Regions from separate parts of the Homo sapiens genome. Here region 2 is linked to region 1. A link is a loop called in an ENCODE intact Hi-C map of the cell type or tissue named here. Cell type or tissue: CD14-positive monocyte. All regions are shown on one strand. Links, peaks and the distances in the headings refer to the core of each region. The heading gives the core; the rest is flanking DNA. Region 1 has its middle 110 kb from the start of ZNF608. Region 2 has its middle 170 kb from the start of ZNF608.

Evidence for each region. Hi-C counts contacts between places; a loop is a spot of excess contacts. Peaks named below come from ENCODE experiments on the same cell type or tissue, not always from the same donor. Only the 100,000 strongest peaks of a DNase experiment are listed, where the experiment ranks them.
Region 2: it touches region 1 in a loop (1.9-fold over the local background); 4 of 110 quality-filtered maps call a loop at or near these places.

The regions. Positions count from the first base shown.
Region 1 is chr5:124,855,668-124,863,651 of GRCh38, forward strand. No RefSeq gene overlaps it. Among named protein-coding and RNA genes, the nearest start is that of ZNF608, 110 kb to the left of the region's middle. In CD14-positive monocyte, for the core only: no CTCF peak of the experiment used is centred there; DNase peaks (open chromatin) are centred at 3,144, 3,524, 4,094 and 4,794; H3K4me3 peaks cover 950 bases; H3K27ac peaks cover 1,285 bases.
Region 2 is chr5:124,908,450-124,916,433 of GRCh38, forward strand. No RefSeq gene overlaps it. Among named protein-coding and RNA genes, the nearest start is that of ZNF608, 170 kb to the left of the region's middle. RefSeq lists enhancers at 2,527-2,576, 4,643-5,143. In CD14-positive monocyte, for the core only: no CTCF peak of the experiment used is centred there; a DNase peak (open chromatin) is centred at 4,332; H3K4me3 peaks cover 1,180 bases; H3K27ac peaks cover 537 bases.

The DNA.
Region 1 (7,984 bases), core at 1,504-6,503:
ATGTCTTTTAAAGTGGCTAATGAGTATTTAAATATTTGAGGGAAGTGTACACTTTTGTGTGTGTGCGTGTTGTGTGCTCCCTCATTTTAACTGGTTTTTAAAATTACAGCCCATTAATGGCCTGTCCCTGATGCACATAATTAAAGGATTCCTCCATTAGGGCTTTTCTTTTCTTTTCTTTTTTTGAGACAAAGTTTTGCTGTTGCCTAAGCTGGAGTGCATTGGCTCAATCATAGCTCACTGTAACCTCAAACTCCTGGGCTCAGGTGATCCTCCTGCCTCAGCCTCCTGAGTAGCTGGGACTACAGTCACACACCACTGCACCCCACTAATTTTTTTTTTAAGTAGAGACAAGGTCTCACTATGTTTTCCAGGCTGGTCTCAGACTCCTGGCCTCCAGCCATCCCAAAGTACTACTCTCCCAAAGTGCTGGGATTACAGACATGAGCCACCGGGCCTCTAGGACTTCTTGTTCTCTGGTGTTTTCAGAGCTTTGCTCCTTGGCTCTCTCCACCTGTAAGAGTCTTCCCCCAATTTTGGCCTTAGTGATGCTTGCTCCTGTTTCAAGATTCAGGAAGTGTTATGTTTGATTCTCCTTCCAGTTCAGGTTTACGAGATCAGTTTACCTGTCGTAGCCTTGTCACCAATTCTGTTATCTTTGGTATTTTACCTGACTTGCTGGTAGACCAGGATGTCCCTTGAAGGCAGAGTCCCCGTGTCCCTGGCACCTTAACCCAGGGCCTGGCATTTAGTAGATACTCAATGTTTGTTCAATGCACAGTGCACCCAGAAAAAAATAGTTAAATAAAATGATTATAATTCATTTCTGATACATTTTTGTTAACTTTTATCATAAAAAATGGCACTGTAAACTTAACAAGTGCCTGGCAATGATGAAGACTGGGTGAGAGATATTGAAAATGTGGGCTACTGAGTCATACTAAAGCAACTATCTCTCCTAACCAACTTTCTCAAAGGAATTTTTTTAAAGGCAGGTGTTTTTCATTTGATCTTATCAGGAAAATAAAGAACAAACAATAATCATGAAATTTAATGAGAATTTCTTTCTTAAAGCATGATCTTTTTTGTGCCTTGCTGAGCAGTGGAAGTTGAGTTCTCTCTTCTTGTTCCCTCTCTTCCTCTATGTATCTGGACTTCTTTTTGCACAGAGGGGACTCTTTTTTTCCTAGTGGTATTTTCACTCTTTTGTCCAAGCCCTTGATCAGTTCTCAGAGTTGGAGGCACCTGTGGTTCCAGATAAATCATAAAGCCACAATGCTGTCAGTGGCTCAGCACACCAAGCTCTCCTGTCTCAGGATTTCCCACACGCTGCTCCCTCTGCTCAGCTTTTCCTCATAGTTTGCTCCCTGTTTTCATGAGTTTGCACATTAGTGGGAAAAAACAGACAATAAGTAAATGAAACACAATATATCGTATGGTACAGAAAATGAAAGCCGAGTGGGGGCCTGAGAGTGCTGGTGGGACGCTCCTCATTTATACAGATTGGCAGGAAAGGCGGACCTGGCAAAGTGACATTTCAGTAGAGTCTGTGTTAAGTGAAGGGGACACTCTGCAGACATCTGGGGGAAGAGCTTTGTTGGAGGAGGCGCCACAATTTGGAAGGCCCTGAGAAAGGGTCAGTCTCGGTCTTTTGAAGAACAACAAAGAGGCCGGTGTGGCAGAAACACAGTGGTTGGAGATGAGGGCAGAGAGATAGCAGGACGTCAGGTCTTCTAGGGCCTTGAAGGCCATGAAAGGACTTTAATCTTTACACTACAAGTTCAAGCAGGGGAAGGAAATTACCTCCCATGAGCTGGGCGCAGTGGTCCATTCTTGTAATTCTAGAACTTTGGGAGGCCGAGGTGGGTGGATCACTTGAGGTCAGGAGTTCGAGACCAGCCTGGCCAAAATGGTGAAAACCCATCTCTAGGAAAATACAAAAAACTTAGCCAGGTGTGGTGGTGCATACCTGTAATCCCAGCTACTCGGGAGGCTGAGGTGGAAGGATCATTTGAACCCGGGAGGCGAGGTTGCAGTGAGCTGAGATTGCGCCAGTGTACTCCAGCCTGGATGACAGAGCAAGACTCTGTCTCAAAAAAAGAGAAACTACCTCCCATGCATTTTGGGAGGCTCCCTCTGGCTGCTATATGGAAATGAACTAGTTGGGGATAAGGATGTGAATCAGAAAATCTGCTTCAAAGGCTCTTGCCATGGTCCTGGCAATAGAACGAAGGGATCATGGATGATGCCACTACAAGAGAAGGTGGCAAGAGGTATCTGGTTCTATTTCCTGGTATGGTCTTCCCTGACCAAGCATGTTCCTCCCATACACTCATTCATAACACCTGTTTTGTTTTGTTTTCCTACAACAGTGGTTCCTACTTACATTTTTGAGTGGCACTCGGTTGATATCCCTTACTCTTCCCCTACAAGTAAATATATAAACAACATGAGGGCAAGGATCATGTTTGTTTTGTTAATCATTTCATCTCCAGCACCTAGTCAGTACCTGGCACATAGAACGTATTTAATAAATATTTTTGAACAAAAGGAAACAGAGTCAGTTCATGGTCAGCTAGTGGTTGCATCTGAGTATTAAGAGAATGAATGTCCAGCCAACCACTGGATTGAGAAAGAGGAGAAGTTGAGATTGCCAGAGAGCTGACACTAAATTTAAAATAAATCAGGGCCAGGCGTGGTGGCTCACACCTGTAATCCCAGCACTTTGGGAGGCCAAGGCAGGCGAATCACCTGAGGTCAGGAGTTTGAGACCAGCCTGGCCAACATGGAGAAACGCCATCTCTACTAAAATATGAAAATTAGCTGGGTGTAGTGGTGTGCACGTGTAATCCCAGCTACTTGGGGGGCTGAGGCAAGAGAATTGCTTGAACCCGGGAGGTGGAGGTTGCAGTGAGCCGAGATCACACCACTATACTCCAGCCTAGGTGACAGAGCAAGACTATCTCAAAAAATACTAATAAAATAAAATAAAATAAGCCAGAACAAATTTCGATAATTCTCTAGGTATTTTTTAAAATGCTGGTCCTTGATAGCATTTCTCAGTGTCTGGCATCATTTAGATATGGTCTGTCCCAGTATTCTGGCCTGTTGTAACCCCTGGGGCTTCTCTAATTTCAACACTGTGAGCTTTTAGGGAAGAGAGCAAGAGTGTTAATGCAAGAGCTATTTGGCATAGGAAATGGACAGAGTAGCCCTTGAACTGTTCTTGTTGTACAGGTCATTTTGTTATTAACGCTGATACTATGAAAGCTTTCATTTCTGGTGATTTCTTACCTGATAAGAACAAAATAAAATGATGCTCAGTGTGCCACTTCCCTTCATTGCCTCCAAATGTCCCAGGCTTCTCTTATAAATTTTTTTATGTGGTCTAGCTATAAAATTTGAGAAATGAAACTGAGAACTCCAGCAACTGCTTCTTGATTGGTCTCACATGGCGTGCATTGCTAGGTCTCTGTGCTGTTACAACCATTGCTGTCCCATCAGCTGTGTTTTCCTGAGGGTGGTTCAAGTCACAGTGCTGGTGATGTCACTCCTGTCCCCTCTGCTGAGATCGGCGTGGTTCCAGTAAGTGATGCGTATGGTAGCAATTTGCATCATGCTGTGTTATCCAAAACTTCTCTAATGTGCACTTTTTATAGCATCTCTGCTCTAAAATCCAGCACCACCAGCACTGCTTGTTTTAGAACTCTTTCTGAAGTCTGATCACACAGGAATAAGAATACACTCATGGATAGAAAATCCCTGACTGATATTGGCACCAGCTCTTTATTTGGAAAGGGGTTTGGTATATTGGATAATAAAGAGCACAAAAATTAAAATAAAAGCAAAACTCATTACTGTTCGTATCCACCATACCCTCAAAAGTCCTATTGCCTGACACAATGAATAGTATTCAAAATTGTAAGTTAAGGGCAATGCCAACCAATTTGGGGATCAGGCTTCTTTATGTCACTCCTTGTCCTGAAAAATCTCCAATGGCTTTTACAAAATGATGATATTAATGAATTTTAGGAATATGAGCTTGTGTGGCTTTCCCTTTTGAAAAATGTGTCAACTTCCCCATTCACAGACTGAAAGGCTTAGCAAAGTGCTTGTTAACAAATGTCTTAGTAATGGTAGATTTTCAATAGCATAAACTACGTGGTTTGACTAAATATGGATGAAACTATGCTTTTTAAGTTACATGTGAAATCAGCCACATTACTTCATCTAATATGCAGCCGTACCCAGTATGAGTATAAAAACATTCAATGATAATTACAATGGTAAAGATGATGGTGAAGGCTTTAGGGACATTGGGCAGCAGTCAAATCATTAACTGGAAATGGATACTATTTCAGAATCTTGAAAAAAAATACTGAAATGGAGTAAATAGGAGGCTCACTGGAGATATATTTAGGAAACAGAATTTGCTGCTTTCCAGTTAATGATGTGAGTCATGCCCAGTATCCCTAAGGTCATCAGCATCCTCCTCATCATTGTAATTATCTTTGAATTTCTCTCAAACTCACACTGAGCATGGAGGGCTGGTAGGTGCTTTGGTGCCTTCTATGGTTCTAAATCGTGGCTTATTTAGAGGTTGTTAACAGTATCATCTGGTTTTTAATTGGTCAGCAGTCAAAAACTTTAAAAATACTGAATCATCTCCCTGAGCAAAATTGGTGCTTTTCGGCTTCTGACTTGAGTTTACAGTGGGAATAATGTAAGAGCACATCTGAGTGGGAAGCTGTGGGGCTGGGATGAGTCAAAGGCCTCCCTCAATCCACTTAGAGTTCTTCATCTCATCAGGGTGATTCGCCTGTCACTGTTCATATGGTGCCCGAGGCAAAGGGTTAGTACTGCTGATGGTGACATAGCCTATAGCAGCAGCGCAGCAATTACCTGGGAGTCACATTGTATTTGCAGTTTGTTTAGATGGATGGATGGAAGAGACTGCAGGTCAACATCAAGTTTTGTGGTCAGACTTGGCAAATACAGGAATAAAAATATGACCACAATGGTCATTTAAATATGAGCTACTGTAGTCTTCTGTCTATGCACCCTTAAATATGTGCTTCTGTTTATGAAGTTCTTACTCTACGGAACTACTTCAAGTCATTCTATTCCTAGAGGGAAATAAGTATCTAACATGATACTTATTTCCCTCTAGGTGAAGCTGGGTTTATTCAAGCATTATCAGCAACAGGGAGAGAGAAGAAAAATATTGTAAAGGAAATATAATAAAAGCCATCAGGGAAAGCTACTTAAGGATGAGTTTTTTTAAAAAATGTACTCAAATAATGAGATAAAAGGAAAAGTAGAGAGAAGAGAAAAATGGAAAGATGTACTGAAAACAGGAACGTGCAAAGAAAATATAAAGAAAATAATAGAGTGATAGCTGCAAAACCTGCCAAAGGTCTGCAGAAGGGAAAGGGGAGCAAAAAGACAACTAAATATATTGCATTATGCCATATGACCCAACGATTCCATTCCTAGGTATATACCAAAGATAACTGAAAACATGTCTACACAAAAACCTGTATGCAGATATTCACAGCAGGAGTATTCATAACAGCCCCAAACTGGAAACAACCCAAAGGCCTATCAACATATGAGTGAATTAGCAAAATGTGGTATACCCATACAATGGAATATTATTCAATGATGAAATGAAATGAAGTACTCGTACATGCAACAACATGGAAAAACCTTGAAAACATTATGCTAAGTGAAAGAAGCTACTCATGTATTGTAATTATTGTATTTTGTACATAATGTATTTATATGAAATGCCCAGAATAAGCAACTTTGTAGAGACAGAAAGTAGATTGGTGGTTCTCAGAGACTAGGGGGAGGAGGAAATGGAGAATGACTGCTTATGGGTATGGGATTTCTTTTTGGGATGATGAAAATGTTCTAAAATTAAACAGTTGTGATGACTGTACAACTCTGAATATACTAAAACCCACTAAATTGTATACTTTAAAATACTGAATTATGATACACATCTCAATAAAGTTGCCACTTAAAAAATATCCAGACTGCTGTGTTATTTCTTTTCCATTTTTTAGGGTCTTCTATAAGGATGGGCCCTAGCAGTATGCCTGAGGCATAGGTAGGGATGAGGCATGGGGGAGAAAAGAAGAAAAAAGAAAGAAAGGGGCTTAGAAGGATAATAAGAGACATTGGAAGATGGTAGATATAGAAGAAGAAACAATAGAAGAGAGAGTTTCAATTAGGTTTATTAAACTGCAAGGGACAGAGACTTACTCCAGTTAACTCAACAAAAGGGTTTATTGGTAAAGAAATACATGGAGAGACCTTGAAATGGCAAGACTTAGACACAAAGGCAGCTCTTGCAAGCAGCTCTGCCATCATCCTCATGGACTGTGTCATCTCACAAGATGTATCTACTTCTCCCTGTGTATCTGATGCATTTTTTCTCTAATATATGACTTTCTCTTTTCCCTCATAATTTCAGCTTGCATGTAACTTTGGCTTACAGTGTCCTTTCCAAACCTGACAATCTCATAGCATTCTTAGTACCATCTTTGCCCACTTCTTCGGTGGCTCCATGATTCATTAACAGTTTTCTGATTCTCATGTCCTGAGATAGGAGTCCAGTTAGTTCTGTTCACGTTTGCAATCCAAAACCTGGATCATAGGCCACTGGTCACCTAGCCAATCTGTAGACTGATCCTCCTTGGATTATGTGCCCATCTGTTCTCATTAGCTGAGAGCAGAACAGTGGCATTATCTGGTTCACAAAAGGCATAGTGGGTTGTAGGGAGGAAAGAAGGATGGCTGGGCTTGGTGGCTCAGTGGTCAGATGTAGTGGCTCATGCCTGTAATCTTAGCACTTTGGGAGGCCAATGTGGGTGGATCACTTGAGCCCAGCCTGGGCAACACAGGGAGACCTTATCTCTCCAAAAAACTTAAAAATTGGCTGATTGTGGTGGTATGTGCTTGTGGTCTCAGCTACTCAGGAGGCTCAGGTGGAAGGATTGCTTGAGCCTGTGGGGTAGAGGTTGCAGTGAGCGAAGATCATCCCATTGTACTCCAGTTTGGGTGACAGAGCAAGACCTTGTCTCTAAAAAGAAAAAAATATAAAAGGAAGAACGGGGGACAGTTTGCCAAATGACACCCTGCGTGGGCAGTGGAAAATCTTCCCACTACAGGGAGAAAAGTGGCATACAGAAGGGTGCAGTTGGAAACCTTGTCAACTGTCCCTGCCAACTGATAATAACTCTTGATAAACATGAAGTTCTTCCTCCATGCACCACTCAGAGGAAAATACTTATTGCCCATGTTAGTGCTTTAGTTTGGACCTTACTATTGTTTGAATATGATTTGTCCCCACGAAAATTCATGTTGAGGCTTGGTCCCCAGTGTGGCAGTGTTGGGAGGTGGTACCTTTAAAAGGCAATTAGGCGCCAGGCACGGTGGCTCACGCCTGTAATCTCAGCACTTCGGGAGACCGAGGCGGGCAGATCACGAGGTTAGGAGATGGAGACCATCCTGGCTAACATGGTGAAACCCCATCTCTACTAAAAATACCAAAAAAAAAAAAATTAGCTGGGCGTGGTGGCGGGCACCTGTAGTCCCAGCTATTTGGGAGGCTGAGGCAGGAGAATGGCATGAACCTGGGAGGTGGAGCTTGCAGTGAGCCGAGATCGCGCCACTGCACTCCCACCTGGGCAACAGAGCAAGACTCTGTCTCAAAAAAATAAAAAAACAAAAAAAACAGCAATTAGGTCATTAAGAGGTCTCAATGCCTTTGTCTCAAGAGTGAGTTCTCACTCTCAAGGGACTGGGTTAGTTACCAAGAATGCAGGTAGTTACAAAGTGAGGACACCTCTAATGTTTGCCCTTTTTGGCAAGTGCCTGCTTCCCTCCCCCCCCCTTTTTTTTTTTGAGACAGAGTTTGGCTCTTGTTGCCCAGGCTGGAGTACAATGGCACAATCTTGGCTCACAGCAACCTCTG
Region 2 (7,984 bases), core at 2,002-7,001, 53 kb after region 1:
ATAAAAATAAGACAATTAGGCTAAGTTTATAAAAGGAAAAAATGTGATATCTTGCTTTCTCAAATCTCTTTTGCTAGAAATTATTTTTAACAGAGACATTTGGAGAAAGAGCTCTTCCCAAATATAAAACTAAAATATGAACTGTTGACATTTCCTCCACTCCTCCTCCCCCATTTTCTACGGAAATATCATTTATAGGCTGCTGGAAGCCAGCTTTTAGTCACAGTGTTTTCAATAGTAGGAATGATTAAAACACACTTATTGCCTTGGTCTGCTTTATCTCTAAACTGATAAGATTTCTGAAAGCTATTTAACTGTCATGTGAATCATTAACTTCATTATGTTTACGGAGAATATGTTATCTCCCCTGCTTCTTGGGGACATGGATCCTTCATCAGCGACCTGGATGGCGCTGAGTGTGATGCAGGTAATGTACCTGCACAATTTACTAGTAGCCGGTAAGAGTTTCAAATCAGGATGTTGATTATAGTGTTGTTCACTTAATGAACTTCCATGCACTGCTTCCTGAAAACCCTTTTATGGTTTCTGTTGGCTCCATATGGCATTCTGATGAGCTTACACTTCTCCTTAAGTGCTTCTGTATCAGAAAACAAGAGCAAAGCTGAAACAAAGTGAGTCATCTGGTTTTGTCTTTGCTTTCACTGCATGAGATAATGTGGAGGTGTTAATTACAAGACTTCACTGAGTCTTGACTAATAACAGTGTGCAAACAAATGTATGTCAGGCTCAGCCACAGAAAAGCTTCTACTAATAAGGTAAAACTAGCAATTAGAGCTGACAATGAAGTAATACTTTCCGTTGAATATTCATTAATGACGTTCTTGTTTGGGAGAAGGGAGGCTTCTGATTGTTCAGATGGAAACCTAGAATAGGTCATTTCTTTTAAATGAATTAAACACTGTGTGGTGAGCCAGTGTACTGGATTAATTCCCTTTTGTACTAATGCACTGACCCTTTGCTTCAAAGGCAGAGCCTGGATGGCCACTAAGATTCTTCAATCTGTGACCTTGGCTTAATAGGGACAAATTGAATTTCCCACAAAGAGAAAAATGATAGTGACCATAGAACATCACTAACAATGTGCTGGAAATACTACATGTTTTATTGAAATTCTTCACTGCAGCTCCTAGGGTTGTAAGAATAAAGACTGTGATAACCTCACCTAACCTAACTCATATCACTTAGTCTACTGTTCTCTTTCCACTCCCCTCCCCTTCCTTTCCTTCTCTTCCCTTTCCCCTTCCATTCCCTTCTTTATTTTTCTTCCAGAAAGCAGTTTGACATACATGGTATAATATGAAATACATTTGGTCTGTGTCCCTGGTTTCTGCCTAGAGCTCCTAATCCCCCTGGCATTTCCTGATAGGAGTATCTTTCGTTGTTCATAATAAGCCCCTTTGATACTTCCTGAGTTTATGCTAATGATTACTTAGGGTAGGGCCCCTAGATGGCCTCAGGATGGGGCCAGATACCAGAAAGACCAGGTGATTAGATAATTAGGGGTTTGGAACTCTCAGCCCCACTCATGTATTATGTATCTCTGGGAAGGAGAGGGCTTGAGGTCAAGTTCTATAAAAACTCTTGAACAACACGATTTGATGAACTTCCAGGTTGCTAAACACGTGGAGGTGTTCATGGAAGCTCCATGCCGCTTCCCCCGTACCTCGCCCTATGGATCTCTTCATCTGTCATTTCATCTGTATCCATTATAATAGCCTTTATAATAAACCAGCAAATATAAGTGTTTCCCTGAGTTCTGTGAGCCATCCTAGCAAATTCATTGAACCCAAGCAAGGGGTTGTGGCTATAGCCAGTTGGTCAGAACTATGAGTGGCCTGGACTGCTGATTGGCATCTGAAGTTGGGGGCAGTCTTGTGGGACTGATCCTTTAACCTGTGGGATGTGACATTGTCTCCAGTTAGATAGTGTCAGAATTGACTTGAATTAATAGAACTTCCAGTTGGTGTCCAGTGGAGAACTGCTTGGTGTGGGGAAAAATCCTCACATATCCAGTCACAGAAGAGTTCTGTGTTGAATGTGTTAAAGTGTACCCGCAGCTGACAGACAAAATGGACTCCCTATAGCTAACTGAGGTGCTCAAAATTAAAACAGAATCAAGGGGCCATTGCTGGGTGAGGGTCACATACTCTGTGTTCTTAGAAAGATGTTGTGAAAGTGTCATAGGACCTCCTTTTCTACAATCAAAACAAACCAGTTACTGTTGTCCTGTATTCCATGCCAAGATAAACTGTGGCTGGAACCCTCTCCACCCCAACCTCCCATAGCTAGAAATATCTGACAGAGACTTCTTTGGGGCTTGGAAACCACACCATCAGGGCTTGAATATTTTGACCAGTCAGAACTGAACAAGTTTGAATCCTTCATTTGCATAAAATAGACCTGATTGAGAACCAGGGTGAGAACGTTCCCTGTTGAAGCCGGACCTTCCCTTTGATCTTTGGAGAGCACACTCTCACTTGTACTGAAGGCTGTGCCTCCCCAATCTGCAGATTATTGTTATAGAAGGTACAGCTTACCCTTTTCCTCCAAAGATCTCATGATCCTTTGTTAACAAGTGTGAGGTTAGAGTAAGGAAAAATGGTTTGTGTTTTTTCTTTTACAATGTTTCTTTGAGCACATGAGAGCCTCTGCTTTCAGACCAAAAAGAAGCCTTCCAGACAAGGGAATGTTAGGCATCTGTGGCTCTTTCATACGTGACATTGTTTCTGAAACGTGATCACAAACAAGTTATACTATCTGAATAATGTATGTCGTTTTAGCGTGTCAGTGAAGATGCCAAATGAGAGATTCTACTGATAAAAGCATTTCATTTAGTTGGTCTTTAATTGCTCTGTATGTATGTGGCAAAATATAAAGGGAATGTATTTTTTGGATGGGGCCAATACAAAATCTTCCATAAGAATAAATCCTCAAAATGTCTGAATTTTAGAATGGATCATGACCTAGGTGAAATAAAACAATCTTCTGTTACACTCTCTTGACAGCCAAAATCCTGATTTGGTGGAAGTGGCCCTATGCCCAGATTAAAAAGCCACAGTCTCAGACTTCTTTGTAGTTAGAGATGGGCACATAACACACATCTGGCCAATAGTATATAAGAGTAGGTTACTTAGAGCTAGTAGAAATAGGACAGAAGAAGCTATAGGTGCACATTTTGCTCTTGTGTGTTCTCCTGTAGTCGCTGGAACCAATTGGCAATGGATCATGAGAGAAAGGTGAAGATAATTAGCAAGTTAGCAGTGATGGTCCTCTGGGGCTGTCTTTATGTAAGCCGCCCACCCCCTATTCCAACACACACACACACACACACACACACACACACACACACACACACACTGTGCAAGCCACTAATTTTCAGTTTTGTGTTTTGCACAGACAAATGTAATTTCTAACCGAAATAGAATATGGTATCACAGCTGATGAGAACTGTGGGAAGAGGTTCTTCAAGTAATGGAATATAAAATGTCTCATTTCCACAATGGAAGAGGTGGAATAGTGAAGGCAGTTATTGCAGGCAGGCAGGTAAAAGAATGTGATCATATTAAATGGGGCCAAACATTTTTGTAGACTCTAGGAAAACAGTGCACTGACGCACACACAGAATGCTGGCATTTGCTGGACTTTCTTGTTTCTTTTAATAAAGCCCTCAGACAGAGTACCTTATTCAAGAGACACACAGTATAAAAACAGATATGGAATAAAACATACTACTGAGATAGGTACTTTTGCTCAAGTCCTGCAATCTAAGTTGTTCGAGAATTCCGAAAGTTGGAGCCTTTTATTTGCTGGTATATATGTTTGACCATTGGAAAAGAAACCCAAAATACCATGTACAGGAAAATAGAAGCTTAGTTCTCTCTTAGTAATAGTCTAGGTATAAGCAGGTCAGGCCTGGTATATGGCTTCATGTTGGCTTTCTATCTTACTGCTTCTCAGTCTCCAAAGTATTGTCCTTATCTTAAAGATCCCAGATGGCTCTAAACCATAGGAAGGGAAAGAGGGAAAGAAAGGACACATCTTTCCCTCTATAGCCATAATCTCAAAGTTGCACACATTATTTCTGCAGACACCTCTTTAGACATAATTTAGTAATAGGACCATCCCTTACTGTAAAGTTTTTTATCGGGGCTCCTATATTCTCAGCTAAAAAATCACGAATTCTATTTCTGTGGAAGATAAGAAGAACTGAAATTGGCTCCTTTGGTGTTGAAATGCCAACAGTTCTTCTACCCCAAATGGAAACTGAAATGGGAAAAGTTCCCTTGTCCCCCTCACACAGCGGGCGATGGGGGAGTGGCTCACTTCCTCAGTGCCCCACTGCTCAAACCTCTAGGGAAGCATACAGACGGGCAGGCTGTGGGGCTCCAACCCCACGGCAGCGTCTAGGGCTGGTTTTTTACAGCTCAAGCCCCAGTGGGCGTGTGTTATATGGTGCTCTTTTAGTTTAGCTGTCCGTAGGCGGCTGTTAGCTCAATTGGACCCTGCCTTATCGGAAGACAGAGGGCATTCTGTATCCCAGGGTTCTTGCCTTGGTATACCGCAAGAATCAGATCATGTGGGCTTGGAGAATGAGTGCAAGGTTTGATTGAGTGGAAGTGTAGCTCTCAGCAGATGAGGGAGCCAGAGGGAGATGGTTTTACCCTGGAGTCAGGCCGCTCAGCAGCCTGGGCTCTCCAACTGTCCCGGCCAAACTGTGTGTCATTCTGCCAGTCGGTGGCCTGCCAACATGCCAGTGCCTGTCGGTGCGTTCCTCTAGTCATCCAGCCGCCCGCATGTTCCTCCACTGATGTGCTCCTCTTGACGTCCAACCGCCTGTGTGTCTGCCTGCTAGGGTCTTGGGGGTTTTTACAGGCATTTCCAGGGAAATGCAACATTTGGGCAGGAAAACAAAAATGCCTGTCCTCACCTTGATCCGCGGGTACAGGCCTGGCAGTGGAGCCCTAGCCAGGGACCATGCCCTCCTCTACCCAGCACTTCCCTTCCCCCATTCTGTATCATTTAAAGGGACCATGCCCTTCCCTTCCCAGCACTTCCCTTCTGTATCAAAACCATTATAAGTTTAGGACCATACCATGCTTTCTTTTTCTGTTCTAAAAGAAACAAACAAATGGGCTTAAAAAGCTCTATGTACTGTTCTTGTTCCCTTTGGCTTTATATTCAAAATTATAATGAAACTTTAATAAGATCACAATACATGATATTTGTATTTTGTGTTTCCATTTGGGGAAAAAAGTGATGGTGTTGGAATGTTCTTTGGCAATTCCAATGAAGAAAAACAGCAACACCTAAAACATCTTTCGAAGAAATTGAAGACTGGAAATGTCTCAAGGTTTAGTTCTAATTAGCATCTAAAATTGCTCTTCCTTGAGCACAAACTGAGCTGAGACCTTGCACTCTGAGACATTGCATTTTGTCTTGAATGAGATGGATTAATAATTCTCTACTCAATGAGTGAAAATTAGGTTTGTCAAACAGCATAATTGTTCTTAAATATAATTCATAGGTAATTGTTAAAGAATAATTTACTATTACTGGACTGGATGTTAATTATATTCCTTGACTTGTAGAAGCATCCTATTAAATAGTGGAAAAACCTTTCTAAAACCTACATTTTGAGGAAAATAGGTAATATCCATTTTAGAAACCACACATTGGACAAATCAGTTGATTGAAACATTATGTAAGCAAATATGTTTCTACAGGTATGTCCACTGAGGCGTTATTTACAGTTCCAAAAACTTTCAAGCAACTTAAATATCCATCAAAAGAGGAATGGTTAAATACAATATTGTATAGTTATCAAAAAATACAATGTAACCCTCAAAAGAAAACAAATCTGCAGAGTAGGACTGAAGGAGATAGAGACATGAAAAGCCCTTAAAAGTATTCAATGAATCCAGGAGCTGGTTTTTTGAAAAGATTAACAAAATAGATAGACTACAAGCCAGACTAATAAAGAAGAAAAGAGAGAAGAATCAAACACAATAGAAAATGATAAAGGGGATATCACCACTGATCCCACAGAAATACAAACTACCATCAGAGAATACTATAAACACCTCTATGCAAATAAACTAGAAAATCTAGAAGAAATGGATAAATTCCTGAACACATACCCCCTCCCAAGACTAAACCAGGAAGAAGCTGAATCCCTGAATAGACCAGTAACAATTTCTGAAATTGAGGCAGTAATTAATAGCCGACCAACCAGAAAAAGCCCAGGACCAGACAGATTCACAGCCTAATTCTACCAGAGGTAAAAAGAGGAGCTAGTGCCATTCCTTCTGAAACTATTCCAAACAATAGAAAAAGAGGGACTCCTCCCTAACTCATTTTATGAGGCCAGCATCATCCTGTTACCTGGCAGAGACACAACAAAACAAGAAAATTTCAGGCCAATATCCCTGATGAACATCGATGCAAAAATCCTCAATAAAATACTGGCAAAGCGAATCCAGCAGCACATCAAAAAGCTTATCCATCATGATCAAGTCAGCTTCATCTCTGGGATGCAAGACTGGTTCAACATACACAAGTCAATAAACGTAATCCATCACATAAACAGAACCAAAGACAAAAACCACCTGATTATCTCAATAGATGCAGAAAAGGCCTCTGATAAAATTCAACACCGCTTCATACTAAAAACTCTCAATAAACTAGGTATTGATGGAACATATTTCAAAATAATAAGAGCTATTTATGGCAAACAAACAGCCAATATCATACTGAATGGGCAAAAGCTGGAAGCATTCCCTTTGAAAACTGGCACAAGACAGGGATGCCCTCTCTCACCGCTCCTATTCAACATAGTGTTGGAAGTTCTGGCCAAGGCAATCAGGCAAGAAAAAGAAATAAAGGGTATTCAGATAGGAAGAGGGGTAGCCAAATTGTCTCTGTTTGCAGATGACATGATTGTATATTTAGAAAACCCCATTATCTCAGCCCAAAATACCCTTTAGCTGTTAAGCAATTTCAGCAGTCTCAGGATATGAAATCAATGTGCAAAAATCACAAGCATTCCTATATACCAATAACAGACAAACAGAGAGCCAAATCACGAGTGAACTCCATTCACAATTGCTACAAAAAGAATAAAATACCTAGGAATACAACTTATAAGGGATGTGAAGGACCTCTTCAAGAAGAACTACCAACCACTGCTCAAGGAAATAAGAGAGGACACAAACAAATGGAAAAACATTCCATGCTCATGGATAGGAAGAATCAATATTGTGAAAATAGCCATATTGCCCAAAGTAATTTATAGATTCAGTCCTATTCCCATCATGCTACCATTGACTTTTTTCATAGAATTAAAAAAAAATACCTTAAATTTCATATGGAACCAAAATAGAGCCCGTATAGCCAAGACAATCCTAAGCAAAAAGAACAAAGCTGGAGGCATCACGCTACCTGACTTCAAGCTATACTCCAAGGCTACAGTAACCAAAATAGCATGGTACTGGTACCAAAACAGACAGACCAATGGAACAGAACAGAGACCTTAGAAATAACGCCACACATCTATAACCATCTCATCTTTGACAATCCTGACAAAAACAAGCAATGGGGAAAGGATTCCCTATTTAACAAATGGTGTTGGGAAAACTGGCTAGCCATATGCAGAAAACGGAAACTGGACTGCTTGCTTACACCTTATACAAAAATTAACCCAAGATGGATTAAAGATTTAAACGTAAGACCCCAAACCATAAAAATCCTCAAAGAAAACATAGGCAATACCATTCAGGACATAGGCATGGACAAAGACTTCATGACTAAAACACCAGAAGCAATGGCAACAAAAGCCAAAATTGACAAATCAGATCTAATTAAAGAGCTTCTGCACAGGAAAAGAAACTATCATCAGAGTGAACAGGCAACCTGCAAAATGGGAAAAATTTTTTGCAATCTGTCCATCTGACAAAGGGCTAATATA